Regions from separate parts of the Homo sapiens genome. Here region 2 is linked to region 1. The links are chromatin contacts, found by Hi-C in ENCODE. All regions are on one chromosome and are shown on one strand. The core of a region is the stretch at or near the end of the contact, and the rest is flanking DNA. Distances in the headings are between cores, read along the strand shown. Region 1 holds the start of GPAM (glycerol-3-phosphate acyltransferase, mitochondrial). Region 2 holds the start of TRUB1 (TruB pseudouridine synthase family member 1).

Region 1 (6,877 bases), core at 2,396-4,895:
ACCTATATTTCTTTTGATTAGCATTAGTATAGCATACTGTTTTCTAACCTTTTACTTTTACTTGTCTTAATATTTAAAGTGAGTTTTTAAATAGGTGGCATATCATTGGATCTTCATTTTTTTTCCAGTCTGACAATATCTGCCTTTTAATTAGGGTGATTACTTATATGAGCTTAAATCTATCATCTTGCCATGTATTTTCTCTTTATTCTATCTATTCTTTCTTTTCTCCCCCATCATTTACTGCCTTCTTTTGAATTCATTAAACATCTTAAAAATTCGACTTAAGCTTCTTTGTTGATGTGTTAACAATAACTCTTAGTTTTGCTTTCATAGTAGTTGCTTTAGGAGTTAAAGTATACATTTTTAACTTATTACAGTTTACCTTCAAGTATATTATACTGCTTGGTGCGTAAGATAAGAATCTTACAACAGAATACTTCTCCCTTCCTGGACTTTGTGCTGTTGTCATCATACATTTTATTTGTACATGTTATAAACCCCACAAAATATTGTTTTTGTTTGTGCATTAAGCAATCATGTTTTAAAAGAGTTTTAATGGCTGACATGGTGGCTCACTCTTATAATCCCAGCACTTTGGGAGGTCGAGGCAGGCGCATCACTTGAGGTCAGGAGATCGAGACCGGCCTGGGCAATATGGTGAAACCCCAACTCTACTAAACATACAGAAAAAAATTAGCTGGGCGTTGTGGCGGGTGCCTGTAATCCCAGCTACTCGGGAGGCTGAGGCATGAAAATTGCTTGAACCTGTGAGGAGGAGGTTTCAGTGAGCTGAGATCACGCCACTGCACCACTGCACTCCAGCCTGGGTGACAGAGCGAGATTCCATCTCAAAAATAAAATAAAATAAATTAAAATAAAAGGGTTTAAAAAATAAGAAAAATTATTTACCTACGTATTTGTGGTTTCTTAAGCTCTTAATTCCTTTGCATAGATTCAGAATTCCATCTGACAGCATTTTTTTTTTGCCTGAAAGACTTTCTTTAACATTGCTTATAGAACGGTCCTGCTGGTGATGAATTCTTTTGGCAATTCGATGTCAAAATATGTTTTTATTTTATTTTTTTGATATATATAAAAATATATAAAATGTACATACCATATATTAATATAAAAAGAACTCTTGATTGATAGGTTCTTCATTCAGTACTTCAGATGCTGCTCCACCATCTTCTGGTTTGCATTTTTCTGATGTGAAATCTGCTGTCATTCTTATCTTTGTTCCTCTGTACAGTAATGTCTTTTTTTTTCTCTCTGATAGCTTTTAAGATTTTCTCTTTATCAGTGGCTTTAGGCATTTTGATTGTGATGTTTCTTGGTATGGTTTTCTTCATGTTTCTACTGAGTTTGTTGAGCTTTTTGGGTTTATAAGTTTATAGTTTTGGTCAAATTTGGAAAGTTTTCATCAATTATTCTTTCAAATGCTTTTTTCTGTCCTCCCTAATCTATTCTCACCTCATATTTCTCATTTTCTTCAGGGACTACAATTGCATGTATACTAGGCTCACTGATACTCTACTTTTACTTTCAGTATTTTTCTTCCCTTAGTGTTTCATTTTGGATAGTTTCTATCACAATGCTTTCAAGTTTTTTTTTGTTTGTTTGTTTTTGTTTTTGAGACAGAGTCTCGCTCTGTCACCCAAGCTGGAGTGCAGTGGCACAATCTTGGCTCACTGCAAGCTCTGCCTCCTGGGTTCACGCCATTCTCCTGCCTCAGCCTCCCGTCAGGTTTTTTACTGTTTCTTTTTTAGTAATGTCTAACCTATTAATCCTGTGTGTGTGTGTGTGTGTGTGTGTGTGTGTGTGTGTGTGTGTGTCTGTGTGTGTGTGTTAGGGTGTTAAAAATCTTAGATGTGGTTTTATTATCTCCTAGATGTTTGGTTTGTGTCTTTTTTTTTTTTAAAGATTTTTCACATCTCTACTTCCCATGCTCAGTTTATTTTTTCTACTTGTTGAAAACATTGAATACAGTCATAATTACTTTCTTAATGTCCTTGTTCTCTTATTTTATCATCTCTGTCATTTCTGGGATGATTTCAATTGGTTGATTTTTTTTTCTCATTTCCTGCTTCTTTTCGCATGCCTGATAATTCTGTTTGGATTCCAGATGTTGCAAATTTTACCTTGTTAGGTGTTGGTTATTTTTAATTTCCTGTAAATATTCTTGTGCTTTGCTCTGGGACACTTTGTTCTCAAAAACGGTTTAATCCTTTGGTGGCTGGCTTTTAAGATTTCTAAGATAGAATCAGAGTAGCTTTTACATTAGAGCTAATTTTGCCCCACTACTGAAGCAAAACCATTTGAGTTGTGAATTATGAGGTTTTCCAGTCGGGGTGCCAGGATCAGGCACTATTTCTGGTCCTGTATAATCACTGGGTATCTTTCTACTCTGCCTTGTGGGAGCAGAATTAATTTCCTACCCTGTGCAAACTTTAGTAATTGCTCTCTCTTTTCTTCATACATGATTATTTCCTGCCCTTAGGTAGCTTCCTCACACACATGCTCTAATCAGCGGAAGACTGGAGTGAGATCTGTTGTAGATCTCCACAGCTCCTTCTTTCTCTGTGTAGCTTTCTCCTTTCTGATATACAACTCACAGTTCCAGCTGCTTTGGCCTCCCTGCTCTCCCAGTTCTATCTCTTCAACTCAGGGAGTCTGCCTAGCTCTTTTTGGCTGCTCCCTCTAGTTAGTAAATCAAGGCAATCATAGGGCTCACCTCATTTGTTTTCCCTCCTCAAGGACCACTGTCCAGCACAACGTTTAAAAGCCATTGTCTTATAAATGCCTGTTTGTTTTTGTTTTTAGTTGTTTTAGGCAGGAGAGTAAATTCAGTCCTGTTGCTCCATCTTAGCTGGCTAGACTGGATTGCTATAAATTTTAAACTATCTAAATAGTTGCATATATTTAGGGGGTACAAATCGATGTTATGACTTATGAATACAATGTGGAATAACTGAATCAAGCTAATTGACATATCCACCTCAAATACTTCTCAGTTTTCATGGTGAGAACTTTTGAAATGTACTCTTAGCGATTTTGAACTGTATAATACATTATTATTTACTATATTCACCATGCTGTGTAACATATAGTCCGAAGGGGGAAAAAAGCCCTTATTTCTCCTAACTGAGGCTTTTTATACTACAAGCCTTATTTGCTTCTTTTCATATCTCATTTTCCTCCTTAAAGGAAAAGGCACTCAGCCACTTTGGTAGAAATTACACAACATGGCCATTTGCAATCCCTGCCTCTCCCATTCGTAGTAAATCCTACATAGTCTTACAGATCTCATAAAAAGTCAGACCACACACATAACCTGATAGCCCACGCGCACATTCCCAACAGAGCCTGGAAGAGGGACAAGCTCCCGGATAAGCTGAATTTACACAAAGCAGAATGAGGTACCCACACACACTCACACACGCATGGCCTAGGCAGGGTAACCATCTGTCCAGGCGCTCACACACTATCTTTAGCCACACACAGGCACGCACACTCGAGTACACACATTACACCCTCGGATCCGCTCACGCTCCCTGAGGCTCGCAGGCCGGGCCCCGCCCCCGGCGCTGGCTAGCCGGCGGCCCCGCGTCAATGCCACGCGCCGGTTGCGTCATCAGGGTGCGCCACTGCAGCTGGCATTGGCCGGGACTGGAAGTGCGGGCTTCTGCAGCAGCCGAAGCTGGAGCTGCTAGGGTGCGAACTGCCAGGGCAGGTGTGGGCTGCGGGAGGCTACTCGGGCCGGGAGCGCCGGGACAAGTGCATGGAGGTGGTGCGACTCCTGCAAGTTGCTGGGGCAGTCGTGTCCCCTATTCCCTGACACCCGAGCTCCGGTCTTCTCCCTGAGAAATCGGTCGGGCTCGTGCAGGGGTGGGGATCAGGATTCATCTCTCCTGGGGAGACTGCGCTGGGGCATGGGTTCCCCTGGGTTGGAAGGAGTCCTTATGGACTCAGTCCCCTAAGTATCTGCACGCGCGGAGGCGCCGCCAGCCAGCCCGCCTGGGTCCCTAGGGAACATTGAGGCAGTAAGGGGTACTCTGAGAGCAGCCGGTATGCTGGAGATAATTAATGACAGCGTTACCATTGATTGGACTGAGCGCTCACTGTGTGTTACACACTGTGGTAGACCCTTTGTTTATATTATTCCGTCCTCTCAACAATCCAGGAGGTTAAGAGCTATCATTCTGCCCATTTTCCAGATGGGAAAACTAAGGCATAGAAGTTAACCAACTTATGGTAATAAAAAATCACACAGATGGTAAGCAGTGGAAGATTTAAACCTCACAGCTGGTCTTCCAGCCTCTGTCCTTTTCAGATCCTCTAGTCAGCTTCTCTCAGCGCATGCTGCTGGCTGGTGCCTCTGGGATATTGCTTCTTTATTACTCCTTGACCTAGAGCGAACTGTGCGGAGGGAGGAAGTGCAAAACGTGGACCTCCTGTTGGCACAAACGAGCCTCTTTGTCCTCTCCTCATCCTCTCTTCACTTCATTTTCTCAGGCAGCAGCGGCTCCCCTGTTGTATGGACATTCTGCACCCGAAACTGATAGCTGAGTCCTGAAGTTTTATGTTATGAAACAGAAGAACTTTCATCCCAGGTGCATTGGTTTATTCTCTCCCCTAGCCTGTTATGTTAGATTGTACTTATGTTAAATTTTTAAGGACATAGGTGGTTATGCCGAGAATAACAGTGACTGTAGCCAACCCATGTGGGGATTGTAAAGAAATTGGAATATGCCTTCCAAAGGAACACTGTTAATCTAGACATGACCTTTCAGGATTTTAAAGGAATAATTTTAGGCCAGGTGAGAAACAGCCAAAAGCAAAAATAATGTGAGGCTAGAGATTATGTTTGAAAGTTTTTATATTTTGGATTAATATCTATTCTAGGAGTTTACTCTTAGTGAATCTTTTTCCTTAGGGTAGAAAAAAGCTTATCGAAAAGGATGAAAACTTATACATCAGATATTTCAAAATAGTGTGCTTTTCTTTCAGAGCTTTGTAGCTTTGTATTACCTTTGTATTAAAAGTGAAAATGTTCTTTTAGGACATCACAAGAAAATTAAGATCTTAATTTAAGTACGGGAACTTAAGGGGTGCCCTAATTGCCTTAATTAAATAAACATGCCTTCCTTCTGCCAGGAACTATTCAATTAACAAAAATGAAATAAGAATAAGCTCTTATTTTCATTTGCAAATGACTATTCATAGCTATTTTGTTTGGATACAATTCATAGCTATTTTGTTTGGATACTATTTTGTTTGCATACTATGTTTTGTTTGGATACTATTCATAGCTATTTTGTGTGGATACAAAGGATACAATGTTGTATCCTTATATATTCAGGAAGTCTTAGAATACAAATGCTGATTTTTTTTTTTTCTAGTCAGGGAAGCCTAACTGTGTTCATATAAACACATCAAAGTCAGTTTTTACCTTGTGACTCAACATGGTAGAAGTCTGTCAGTTCATGTGATATCCCATTGTGGAGCAAAGTAATGTAGAAATCAGAATTTTGAGTTCTAGTATTTACTCTCTCGATTCCTTGTTAATTTAAATGGTACCTATTTTTTATAGCACATGATTTGGGAATTACACTTTGTGACATGGATGAATCTGCACTGACCCTTGGTACAATAGATGTTTCTTATCTGCCACATTCATCAGAATACAGTGTTGGTCGATGTAAGCACACAAGTGAGGAATGGGTAAGTTTAGGATAAGAGTTAAAAGCACTCAGCCTAAAAATGTTCATTTCAATGATGTTTATGAAGGTGCAAATACTGGCAGCAACATAATATCACATCAAGATTAATAGCTACAGAAACTGGTATGTTTATGAAGCCTAATAAAAAATTTTATGGCATTATATTGGGAAGAAAAAATGGTTAGAAAATTTATGTACACTGATTATGTTAGAAAACAAAATAATCATTTTGCATAGGAAAAAAACCCTAGTAGTAGTTTTGGGTCGGTAAGAAATTTTTTTTTCTTTCTTTCTCTTGGTATGTACTTTCCATGAGTTATACTTGAAAAGCATGAATTTTATAATAGAAGTAAACTTTAAAAAATTAGGAACTTATAGTATGAATTCAATCCAAAAGGCGTACATTTTCTTGGATTGTTTTTCCTATTTCAATATAACATGACGTATTTTAAATATCTTAATTGTCTTTATATAAAAAATGGTGGGGTTTTTTTTTTTGCTTAATTTTGAGAATGTTATATCTGTATAACAGAGATGTGAGCAACTGAGCTCAAAGTTAAGCATTTTTAGAATAGAAGAGCAAGGTTTGACCCTAATTGAATAGTATAGCTATAATTTAAGTTCTGGTCTTTAAGTTCCCTTGATAAGATAAAGGAATGTTATATAAGTTTACCTGTTTTTTATTTAAAGTAAAATTATAAAAACTTGCTCACTATGTAAGGCCTTTATAGTTCTGTAGTGCGACTGTGTGATTTAAAAGGGGGTAAGGTTAATTGTTAGACTAGAGATCCAGGAGTCTGAATTGATTTATCTAGCTGTCAGAAGTCTGTTTGACCTTCTACAATTTAGTTTTTAAATTTTTGAATACTGCCTTCAGTGTGTAGCTATTACTATCCTTGGGTGCTCAGCTTTTGCTTATGTGGTAAGCTTTTATCCAAGTGTTGATCATGGAGGGAGTACTTAAATGAAAATCACCCAGAATATGCCATAAGTTTTTCTTCTGTTCAAAATACTTTAGATTTTGAGATCAAGTAGACAAGTATTCTCTTGCCATTTAGAAACTATATTTTTTTCTTAATATTTGTCAGGGTGAGTGTGGCTTTAGACCCACCATCTTCAGATCTGCAACTTTAAAATGGAAAGAAAGCCTA
Region 2 (6,877 bases), core at 1,769-4,268, 2.8 Mb before region 1:
TTCAAGTGAGAAAGAAGAGAAAAGCAGGAACTGCTACATTGATCTATACCTGCCCCCAAGCCCATCAAACCTTCCTTATCAACACTGACACTGAGCAGAAAGAAAATAAAGCAAAGAAAACGAAACGAGTGGACAGAGAAGGGAGGAGGGAAAACAAAGCAACAGTGGAAATGCAGAAGCCAGATTAAATGGCCAAAAGGATATGCTGGGTGGCTCGGCCTCCCAACAAAATTACCACTCTACTGAGTCAGAACCATGGTCTCTGGAACACCCTGGCGTCATTCCCTAATTATGACATCACCATACTTAGAAGGGTATGGTTGTCTGCTTTGACATAAACTTCTAAGGCCAGACCTCAGTTTCAAACCCTTGATCTGTCACTTGCAATCCATCATGGATCTCTCACTCATAAATTAACAGAAACCTTTTGGGGAACTCTTTACATTTTCAACTTGACACCCCTTGGAGTAAGAAGGCCCCATAAATATACTATCTTCCCTTTGTGCCCAAATATACCTCCTTCTAACTTGCAGACGTACTGCCTCTACTATATAAAGTGGGGAATTTGGTTCACCCCACTGAACTAAGTATTCGTGGATTTTTATTATTTTCTAGCTATAAAATTCTGGTACACTTAGGGCTTTGAAGGATCCCAACAGACAAACAGTAGAGATTGTAGCATAATAGGAATCAATGCAAAGAAAGACAAGGAATGGTATTAGAGGACACAACCACTGATCATGGTTGTCAAACATGGCATTAGAATGTAGGTATCTTTAAGAACCTTCCCAAGGCCGGGAGTGGTGGCTCATGCCTGTAATCCCAGCATTTTGGGAGGCTGAGGCGGGCAGATCACCTGAGGTCGGGAGTTCGAGCCCAGCCTGACCAACATGGAGAAACCCCGTCTCTACCAAAAATACAAAATTAGCTGGGCATGGTGGTGCATGCCTGTAATCCCAGCTACTTGGGAGGCTGAGGCAGGAGAATCACTTGAACCCAGGAGGGGAAGGTTGCAGTGAGCCGAGATCTTGCCATTGCACTCCAGCCTGGGCAACAACAGCGAAACTCCATCTCAAAAACAAAAACAAAAACAAAAACTTCCCAAGCAATTCTGACAGCCAATTACAATGACATTTGGAAAGCCCTAGCCTAACTAACATAAATACAAAATAGGCCAATCACAAGCAATATAGAAATCGAGGATAATGAGAATGTCTCTAGCTAAAGGTTCTAGCCTAGCAAGAGCCTTGAAACATTTTAACCAAGATTCAACAAGAAACTTCAGTTCTTAGAGGCAGATTAGCCAGAAGGCCAGAATATGGCTTTGTCAGAAACTTGTCTGAAAGAATGGTAATCATTACCTTAAGGATAAAAAAAAAAAAAAAAGAAAAGAAACCCAGAGTTTAGCTAACAAATCAGGAAAGCAGCAGTTCTATGAAGGAAAACTAAAAAACTATGATGATACCACAATACATATCCTTGATGCAATTCCTCACTTTGACGTCCTCTGTATGACCCATACTTTCAGGCAACAAAGCAAAACTTTAATAAAAGAATAAGTAGTCGTGATACTGGAATTAAACATCTGCAGGAGTGTACCTATTTGCCCATAAACACTTAAATCTGTACTGTCAGTTATAATTCCCATCAGAATAATTTGTTTTTGCATTTTTTTAAAGTGTAAAGTTTTCCATGGGACACTAAACAATGTAAGAAAGTCCCTGTTACTGGTTTAATGGCGAGACAGAATACGGCCAAACTCTGGAGGGCCTTGAATAACCTAACTAACTAGTTTTACCACCACAAGGTGCAGAAATTACTAGGCTATCAGCTCAGTTAAGGTAAGAGAGTTATCTTTCATCTTCAAGTCTCTATAGGCTAGCACAGACCTGGCTTATTGTATATGTCCAATGAACTTAAGGATCCTGGATGCTTTATGTGTGAAATCATCCGAGCTGATTAACGGGGTGATTCTCTAGGCTTTTCTACTATTTTCCCAGTGTACGTGAATAAACGAATCAATAAAATGAACACTCTCAGCTTAGTGGCCAAGTTATATTTAGTGTTCCTCAAATGTGGTCCATAAACTACTTACACTGGAATCACCTGGAGCAACTATTTAGAATTGCAGTTTCCTAAAAATACCCCGAACTCTCCGAATCACAATCTCGGACAGGGCAGGGATTAGGAATCTGTATTTGTACAAGAGACTCTAAGTAATTGTTAGGCCCATTAAAATGTGAAAACGACTATATTAAGTCTTGGTTAACGAAGTATATCTGCATTTCCAATACATTTTGAGGAATGCAACTTTAGGGGTGCAGAACCAGTACTTCCTTTTGGGGTTCATCCACATGAACCCAACAAAAGCCTCCTGAGGGATCGATCAGATTACAGAAAACAGGTCTGCACGCCCAAGGGCAGGGTTTTATTGTGTAAGTACGGGATTTTTTTCCTCCCGTTGAGAACTACAACTGCCAAGTAGGCTACAAGAGTTCGTGCCAGGGCAAGTCCAAGCCCGAGATGCCCGAGATTCCTGTCCAGAGCTAATTCAATGGTCAGTCTCCCTTTCCCCTCCTTTTGTCTCTTGAATCACGAGCGTCGCAAAAAGCCTAATGTGCTTCCCCTCTCGCAGCGACCGCCTCAGCCTGGTCCCCACCCGGGCTGCAGTACCTGCCAGCAGCTTCTCCTTCAACCGATTCAGCAGCTCGGCTGAAGTGGGCCCTTTGGGCTTGTGCACGGCGAACACGCCGCTCAAGGACAGCAGCTTGGTAGCCAAAGCGGCCTTGGAGACCCTGGCTTCGGATCCGGTCCTGGCCGCGGCCGCAACCACCGCGGCTGCAGCCCTTGCTGACGGGGTCGCAGCCATTGCTGCGACCGTTCCTGCAGTTTCAAGGACAGGGGATGTGTCTGTTTTCAAAGACGGCGAAGACACCACCGCCGCCTCAGAAGCGGCCATACTTTTGTAGCCCAGACCTGTTTCATCGTGGAGGTGCACGCTGATGATGCAACAAGAGTGCGCCTGACAGGACCCTCTTCCTCATACCGCGAAGCTGCGCAGAACGGAGAGGTCGCACGGACTTGTGGGAATTGTAGTCCATGGCCTTCCCATATAGACCAAGAGCTTGCTGTGCCCTTGGACTTTAAATAGAAAATTTTAAATGTTGACTTTTCCTGAGGCTTGTGAAGATCCATGGCTTCCTGGGCTCACTGCTTCATTGATTGTATTGTGCTCTTACATTCAGGTTCAGAATTAGAAGACATCCAAATGTGAGCTCTATTAGAGCAAGGAACTTATGTACCACGTTAACTGAGACATTCCCAAATGCCTCACATGTTGTAGGCACTTAAATAAATATTTGAAAACGTATAAATAAGTATGAATTCTTCAAATTCCCCGAAGAAACCAAGCCAATGGTAAATCACTTGTGCTTATTTTGATGCTCTTCATGCACTCCTGTTCACCCTCCCCAAACCCCCACTGACCCCACTACAATTTTTAATAATTCTGATTTTGAATATCAGCTCTTCTGTGGGTTGAATTCCTTAGTACACTTTGTTTAGATATCAAAAGGTATTCTTGCAATTCATAAACTTTAAACCACTTCCCATTTGAGACCTTCTCCCTAAAAGTTATTCACTCCCTAACAAGATTGAGGAATATTGTTTTGATTCCAGCACAAGGCAGAGTGGAGAAAAATTACTTCTGCACCAGAAACATTAAATGCTATCATAACTATTGTGAGACAGATAAAGTTTGCCCTCATTGTTTTTTAGGTTTCTTTACAACCACTCTTTGTCCTCATCATACTCTTGGACTTTAATATCTAGTATTTTAGTGATGCCCCTTAGCTGCTCACAATCACCAGTTATGGGGTCCCATTTGAACTTGCACCCATTCGTGCAACAGACACATGGCAGAACAATTTATTAAAAGGAAAAAAAAATCTTTGAGGGAGTTTTTTCAGGGTGGAAAGCTGAAACTCCTAGAAGGAAGTCACTTACTCTTGTGGTCTATTATAAAAGCCTAAGCTAACTGAAAAGATTGGCATATCACAGGATTAGTGGACACCTGGCCCTGCTTCAAGATGTTAATTTTTCCACAAAGATGTTGTGACTTCAGAAGGGATGACTGCACCCAAAGGAGCATGGTGTCCATTAGCCTCAGGAAAGAGTTCTCTATTCTTGTGCCATGGAAGCAGAGAGCCAGGGACTTGCAGGGAAGGTTGCAAGGCTTGATCAATGATGACTTGGATGACTCCAAGGCACTTGGAGATTAGAGGCCTTTTCCCAATTGTCCGGACATCAGCAAGCCTCCCTATTTCTCTTGTGGCTCTGGGGGTGAGGGATGCAGAGGGAGAACAGAACTAGGGGTAACATATGATGCTTATATTTGAATTTTCCATCAGCCCAGTGTAGGACCAGAGTTAATCTGATTTAAAGAAAATGAAGAAATGTATATTTCTTGCATGTTTGATTTCTGGGATGCTAGGACACAACAAAATTAATGCTACTCTGCTATTATATCGGCATTCTTGGGATCAGAAGCACCAAGCTTTGTTTTTCTAAGGTAATCAACATCTCCCACATTGGGCAGGCCTTGAATTCACAGGTTTTTTTTGCTCCAATACATGTATGAGTTTGGGCTCTTTGGTCAACAGAAAACTGATTCATACCAGCTTGGGGGCACAGGGGGAGAAGATTTATCAGAAATACACTGACACACTATTCAGAACCTAGAAAGTTCTCTGTCTCTAGCTGCACATCCTTCTTTTATGCTACTCACTTGTGTCTTTTTTTTTTTTTTTTTTTTTTTTGAGACAGAGTTTCACTCTTGTTGCCCAGGCTGGAGTGCAGTGGCACAATCTCAGCTCACTGCAACCTCCGCCTCCCGGGTTCAAATGATTCTCCTGCCTCAGACTCCTGAGTAGGTGGGATTACAGGCATGTGGCACCATGCCCAGCTAATTTTGTATTTTTAGTAGGGACGGGGTTTCTCCATGTTGGTCAGGCTGGTCATGAACTCCCAACCTCAGGTGATCCGCCTGCCTCGGCCTCCCAAAGTGCTGGGATTACAGGCACGAGCCATCACGCCTGGCCCACTTGTGTCTTTATTCCTCTTTCCTGTTTCTAACAGGCCTTTTATTCTAACTCTTCATTCCACATCCTTGTTTTAAACCATCCTATTTTGATCCAATTCCAAAAATCTTCTGGATGAAGTCACTCCTGACCACCTACAGAACATAATACCTCCCTCTTTCTATCCCTCTACCATGGCACTTTCCTAGCTAACTTTCTGGCTTTATTTTTTTCCATGGCACATCTCACCTGACATACCATGAAAATGATTCGGATGTTGGTTCCCTCCAAATCTCATGTTGAAACGTGATTCCCAGTGTTGGAGGTTGGGCCTGGTGGTAGGTGATTGGATCACAGGAGTGGACCCCTCATGAATGGTTTAGCTCCCAGTGTTGGAGGTTGGGCCTGGTGGTAGGTGATTGGATCACAGGAGTGGACCCCTCATGAATGGTTTAGCTCCCAGTGTTGGAGGTTGGGCCTGGTGGTAGGTGATTGGATCACAGGAGTGGACCCCTCGTGAATGGTTTAGCTCCCAGTGTTGGAGGTTGGGCCTGGTGGTAGGTGATTGGATCACAGGAGTGGACCCCTCGTGAATGGTTTAGCTCCCAGTGTTGGAGGTTGGGCCTGGTGGTAGGTGATTGGGTCACAGGAGTGGACCCCTCGTGAATGGTTTAGCTCCCAGTGTTGGAGGTTGGGCCTGGTGGTAGGTGATTGGGTCACAGGAGTGGACCCCTCGTGAATGGTTTAGCTCCCAGTGTTGGAGGTTGGGCCTGGTGGTAGGTGATTGGGTCACAGGAGTGGACCCCTCGTGAATGGTTTAGCTCCCAGTGTTGGAGGTTGGGCCTGGTGGTAGGTGATTGGGTCACAGGAGTGGACCCCTCGTGAATGGTTTAGCTCCCAGTGTTGGAGGTTGGGCCTGGTGGTAGGTGATTGGGTCACAGGAGTGGACCCCTCGTGAATGGTTTAGCACCAACCCCTTGGTGACAAATGAGTTCTCACTCAGTTAGTTCATGTGAGAGCTGGTTGTTTAAGAGTCTGGGACCTCCCTGCCCTTGCTCTCTTGCTCCTACTCTCAGCCACATGACGTGCCTGCTTCCCATTCACCTGCTATGATTGGAAGCTTCCTGAGGGCCTCACCAGAATTAGATGCCCACACCATGCTTCCTCTACAACCTGCAGAACTGTGAGCCAATTAAGCTTCTTTTCTTTATAAATTACCCAGTCTCAGATATTCTTTTATAGTAACATAGATGGACTAATACGTACCACATATTTTACTAATTTTGTTTAATGTCTGATGCCTTCTATCAGAATATCAGCTTCATGCAGACAGGAATGTTTTATTCATTGCTATATCTCCAGGGCCTAGAATAGTGTCAGACATAGCACTCAATAAGTACTGGGTTGTTTTGTTTTGTTTTGTTTTGTTTTTTTGAGACGGAGTTTTGTTCTTGTTGCCCAGGCTGGAGTGCAATGGCACAGTCTCTGCTCACTGCAACCTCCACCTCCCGAGTTCAAGCAATTATCCTGCCTCAGCCTCCCAAGTAGCTGGAATTACAGGTGCCTGCCACCACACTTGGCTAATTTTTTGGTATTTTTAGTAGAGACAGATGGGGTTTCACCATGTTGGCCAGGCTGGTCTTGAACTCCTGACCTCAGGTGATCTGCCTGCCTCAGCCTCCCAAAGTACTGGGATTACAGACATGAGCCACAGCGCCCAGCCAATAAATATTGTTGAATAAATGAATGAATGAAATTTCTATAAAGGCGGCTATGATGGTTAATACTGAGTGTCAACT

The links. Hi-C counts contacts between places; a loop is a spot of excess contacts on that map. Pooled maps may share reads with other maps.
Region 2: a map of CD8-positive, alpha-beta T cell shows a loop between it and region 1 (17-fold over the local background). The contact joins the promoter of TRUB1 here to the promoter of GPAM in region 1. A Hi-C loop is called at or near these places in 4 of 168 maps with a recorded cell type or tissue (CD4-positive, alpha-beta T cell and CD8-positive, alpha-beta T cell), 1 of 37 single-sample maps with no recorded cell type and 8 of 50 pooled maps.

Annotation. Positions count from the first base shown.
Region 1 is chr10:112,180,533-112,187,409 of GRCh38, reverse strand. GPAM (glycerol-3-phosphate acyltransferase, mitochondrial) reads left to right here and starts at 3,645. Exons shown (of 22, transcript NM_001244949.2): 1 at 3,645-3,717; 2 at 4,519-4,616; 3 at 5,597-5,727; 4 at 6,815-6,877. The coding sequence starts at 5,626. RefSeq lists a silencer at 3,498-3,727.
Region 2 is chr10:114,934,336-114,941,212 of GRCh38, reverse strand. TRUB1 (TruB pseudouridine synthase family member 1) reads right to left here and starts at 3,018. Exons shown (of 8, transcript NM_139169.5): 1 at 2,674-3,018. The coding sequence starts at 2,959. RefSeq lists an enhancer at 2,647-3,186.